2 separate regions of the Homo sapiens genome follow, and region 2 is linked to region 1. A link is an interaction called in ENCODE POLR2A ChIA-PET data of the cell type or tissue named here. Cell type or tissue: Caco-2. All regions are shown on one strand.

Region 1 (2,500 bases):
TTTCACAGCTCTATAATAAAAAGATGCTCCTTGACTTTCAATGGGGCTACATCCCAATAAACCAATCCTAATTTGAAAACATCACTAAGTCGAAAGTGCATTTAATAGTGGCAGCAGAGCAGACATTCCCCAACTTACAATTTTTCCACTTTATGATGGTCCGAAAATGAGGCACATTCAGTAGAAATCATAATGACCTCCTCGATGGTCTTATATCCCAATAAACCCAACCTAAAGTTGAAAATTCATAAGTCAGGGACTGTCTGTATTTTGACATCTATTTGGGCAGGCCCCTACTCTTTTTCCTTTTTTATCCTCCAAATTATTATACTTTTTCATATGAATTCTAGAAATCTACTTGGAAAGTTCAATTTAAATTACTGTTGAGATTTTGATTTGGTCCCTATCATCTTTTGAGAAGAGGAAAAGCATGATTTAAACTATCCAGCCTCAGCTGATTTCAGCTTCAGGGCTGACTTTAGCTACTTTGCCAAGGTATTTCTGTCAGCTAGGGGACAAGTATCCAAACTGAGAGTTAAGGTTTTTAAAGTACTTTTAAAAAATTGCATCCAAGCTTACATTGTTATTGATTATAGAAAACAAAATGAGATATTCAACAAACCTAGTAGATAGTATTTGCAAGACACTTAGGCTTTCAGGGTGACCAAATAAAGACAAACCTGGAAGAAGCCAACTAAGCTAACAGTTTCATCGGCTTTAGGTAAGGCTTTAGGTACTAGCACCTATCAATGTACCAAGCAATATGACAGTAGGAAGAGACCCAAATAGTAGGAGACATGATATGAGCATGCTAAGATCCTATAAAATTGTCGAAAAAAGAGTTAAGACTAACCCATATAAACAATTAGCATATAAACAATTAGCCTGGGTGGACCTTTCTGATACAAGCAGGGCTTTAGAACAGGGGAAGATCAGTGTGGGCTGCAGTGCCCAATAAAAACTAACAGATCAAATAGTTCAGCTCTAGCTTAACTAAATGCCTGGTGGTAATCAAAATTTAGTGACAGCTATTCAGAAGTCTGTGTGAAAAGAAATAGTGATTATGTCAAGTTGGTTTATAAATCAAGGCTGGGCTACACTTACAGCCTTCCAATAAAAGGGCAAAGATCCCATAAGCAAGCATCTCTTAATTGCAGCAGCTACTCTAGATCATATGCCTAAACTGTGGCCAGCACTAGATTAACCCAATGGGAAATCCCCATGCTTTGTGGCTTATAGGTTATTCAAAACCAGAATCTGATCCTACTCTCCTTATACATGACCTGAAAAGTCCCTCCTCCACTGGACTTGCATCCATAAAAACTCCACCCAGTTTCCTGACATCACGGAAATTTACTAGTCCACTTGGAAGACCTAGTATGTAAGCTCATCTATTTGTGGAAAGAGGCAATTCTTTCCAAAATTACTGAGTCAGAAATTTTTACCAGCTCTAGACTTTTTTTTTTAAGGGGAGAAAGTTTTATCTTTTTTTTAAATTTTACTTGAATAAACAGGATAAGCACTATATCCCCTTCCAAGGAGCAAAAAATACTGCTCAAATAGCTGGAAAAATTGGTCAGGAGGAACTGGAGTGGGAATTTGCTTTAAATTTTTAAAATTATATGCAAACTCCATGGTTATTTAATTTTTAAAGAATTATGAGATAAGATATCTCCATGATTTCTTTACTCATTTGTCATTCCAGAAAACATTACTCAGGGTAGACAGCTCTTCCTTCCTCAATTATGTCCTTTGAAATGAACAGAAAACTTACCTTTGAGTTGGTTTTAAGGCGGTTTCACTAAAATCAGGGAGTTAAAGACTATTTAACCCTTTGAGGTTCCTTCGAGTCCTCCTACTGCTGTGTGTGTGTGTGTGTGTGTGTGTGTGTGGTTCCTTCCAGTTCTCCTACTGCTGTGTGTGTGTGTGTTTTTTGAGATGGAGGTCTTGCTCTATTACCCAGGCTGGTCTCAAAGCCCTAGGCTCAAGAGATGCTACCACCTCAGCTTCCCAAAGTGCTTTATACTTTATACTTTTAAAAGTACGAGTAATTACTCGTACTTTAAATTAAATCGAGGAACAAAGCGGGGTGTGAAGTTTTCACACACATGCCTCAGGACTCTATTTCTAATGAGATGATACACTGTAAATCATGAAACACTAATTCACTTCATACTTTATAGCTTTGTATTAAGTGAAATTGGGATAATTTGGTGGGTTATACATATTTAGAAGTGAAGTAAATACTTCAAGAGTTGTGAAGATCAAACGAAAGAGGTAAAATGCTTTATAAAAGGCAAGACACTATTCAATGTAAGGTTATACATGCTTTAAAACAATAAATCGAAATCCAGGATAATGGTCATTTCTGGGAGAGAGGAAAGGGAAGGATTACCAAGGCATCTTCACTCTACCTGCAATGTTCTGTCACTTAAAGAAAATCTGAGGTAACAGGGAGAGACTTGGTAAAGATATGCAGTAGACACATGAATGTTCCTTG
Region 2 (2,500 bases), 140 kb before region 1:
GAAGGAAACATTTGCTTTTGGTTATTGTCTGTTGGTATGTTTGTCATTAACATGTCTGACAGAAGTTCTAATCTATCACCTACAGCTAAAGAAATAGCATGCAGGGTCAAAATAATGCTTTGTTTTGGCGAGGGGCTCTGAGGGAAATTTTCTGGAAAGATGTAGCACCATATAGAACAGGAAACTGGATTTGAAGCCCACATTGAAGTCTGAGGGCTGCCCCATGAGTTCCCAGCCTATCTGACTTTCATTTGCGAGGCACGAGAGAGAAAATATGGGAGCATACTTGGCAAGCTATGAAGAGCTACTGAAGCAGAAAGTGTTATAAAGTATGATCCCCGAGAAGGTAGACATGCAGTATTTTAAATAATCTTAATTCTTATACTCAATTTGAGCCACCTCTGGATTAATTACTGTTAAAAATGCTCTCCAAATTTTAAATTATAACTAGAAAATTGGTTTTTAAATTATTTCTCATTGCCTCATAATTTTAAACATGTACTTGTCATTTTGTTTTATTACCTTTGGTTACAGGCAATAACTGTAATTGCCTAATTACTTAGAAAGCTACAACTAGTTCCTGGGTCAGTTAGTTAATCATTTAATCTGTGAGACCAATGTTTTCCCAAATGTGTATAAAGAAACTGGTTTATATACATTAAACATTTAAAACTCTATGAATTTAATGTGTGACTGAATTTAATGTGTGACTTTACACAAGACATTTAATCTGCCCGGGCCTACTTTTTTCCTTTAGGACAAATCTATCCCTAAGTATGTTTCCAATGTCAAAAACCTAATCTATCTATAATAGAGATCTTCAGTGATTATATTAAATCTTTTTTTTTACTTTTTTTGAGATGAAGTCTCACTCTGTTGCCCAGACTGGAGTGCAGTGGTGCGATCTCGGCTCACTGCAACCTCTGCCTCCCAGGTTCAAGCAATCCTCTCGCCTCAGCCTCCCAAGCAGTTGGGATTACAGGTGTGTGCCATTAGGTCATGAGGCCTTTGCGCTCATGAATGGACTGTCATTATCGTGGGAGTTGGTTAGTTACCTCAAGAGTGAGTGCCTGGGTAATTTTTTTTGTATTTTTAGTAGAAACGGGGTTTCACCATATTGGCCAGGCTGGTCTTGAACTCCTGACCTCAAGTGATCTGCCCGTCTCAGCCTCCCAAAGTACTGGGATTACAGGCGTGAGCCACCACGTCTGGCCTATTAAGAGTAAATCTTATATGCAGAGGTTAATCCCCAAGATCTAGGGCCCAAGATCCTTCCTTTTCTGTAAGGAAAGCTGAAACTCTTTTGACTTTCTGAGTTTTAAGCAAGAAATCATCTCACTTAAAATTCATCTTAAAGTGCTCAACTGAGCATAAATATCCCAGCTCTGTGCTTGCCTAAGTCTCCAAAGATCAAATACAGTATTCAATGTGATTATGACTATAAATTGCACTGTCCCTTTAAATGTTCAAGTACTCACTGTTTTCTTAAAGTGTGTAAGCCCTATCCTCAATTAAGGAAATTCGCAAGGAATGGAAAATGTTCCAAATTATACAAACCTACTATTATAAATGAATCTTAGACACAAAGGAAAACATCAATATATTACATTACCTCAACTAAAAAAAACTGCATCAAAAATAAAACAAAGCCAAAACAATATGTAAGTAGTATTCTTGGTTAGAAATATTTTAGCAAAAATATGGCAACTAGTGGATTATAAGCCATTTCACTGAATAAAGGAGTCTATAATAAACTTGGTTCTCTTGGGAGGAAAACGTATTTCCCCACATCCCTGTGACAGGAAGATGCAAATCTATAAAAAGTGGTAGAACATTAATAAAAGATACAAACAATATCAATACAGTACTTAAGAATAGTTGAGACAGTTTTTCGTAAATGAAATGCTTTAAAATGTTTCTCATTTTTGGAGTTAAAAATCAAAGGCTAGAGGGTCCACTGGATGTCACTGAAGTCCCCAGGGTCTCCCAGGCCCCCCTCTGCTTCTAAGTAATTCATAAATGCAGCCATGGCTGTGTCATCATTGTCACATAGGGCATCGAAATCCAACTGTGCACCATCACCTATGAATTAAAATACAGGCCTGTGTAAGTAAAGGTGATCAGTAAAGTCATACATTTCACACATTTTGAGGTTAAAAAATGATTGTGATAAAAAATGGCAAAGCAAGGCTAGAAAACCATAAAATGTATTTTTGAAGGCAAAGTATATATCTTAAGCTGCAGATGGCTGATGTATTTTTAAATGGGTTACCTAGTTTTATAACAATCTTCTGTCAGATAAATTGCACCTAATTCATCTGCTACAGAGAAGTAAGCTAGTCTATGAGTTTTCTAATAGGAAATTACACTGCTAAAGGGTACAGACTCTCAGAGAGCTGGAAGGAAGCTAGGAAATTTAGTGTATGTTTGTGTGTGTGTGTGTGTGTGTGTGTGTGTGCACGCGCAAACCCTGGAAGGAGAAAATTTAATCTGCTTATGA

Evidence for each region. ChIA-PET counts read pairs that join two places held together with the same protein. Peaks named below come from ENCODE experiments on the same cell type or tissue, not always from the same donor. Only the 100,000 strongest peaks of a DNase experiment are listed, where the experiment ranks them.
Region 2: POLR2A ChIA-PET joins it to region 1 with 6 read pairs; 3 of 35 experiments call an interaction of 5 or more read pairs at or near these places.

What each region holds. Positions count from the first base shown.
Region 1 is chr12:27,276,785-27,279,284 of GRCh38, reverse strand. The region is part of intron 1 of STK38L (serine/threonine kinase 38 like); the gene reads right to left. Among named protein-coding and RNA genes, the nearest start is that of STK38L, 34 kb to the right of the region's middle. RefSeq lists an enhancer at 1,131-1,180. In Caco-2, no CTCF peak of the experiment used is centred here; a DNase peak (open chromatin) is centred at 1,304.
Region 2 is chr12:27,419,978-27,422,477 of GRCh38, reverse strand. It overlaps BMAL2 (basic helix-loop-helix ARNT like 2), which reads right to left. Exons shown (of 17, transcript NM_020183.6): 17 at 1-2,082. The coding sequence ends at 1,946. All of the region lies in intron 1 of BMAL2-AS1 (BMAL2 antisense RNA 1), which reads left to right. Among named protein-coding and RNA genes, the nearest start is that of BMAL2-AS1, 25 kb to the left of the region's middle. In Caco-2, no CTCF peak of the experiment used is centred here; no DNase peak of the experiment used is centred here.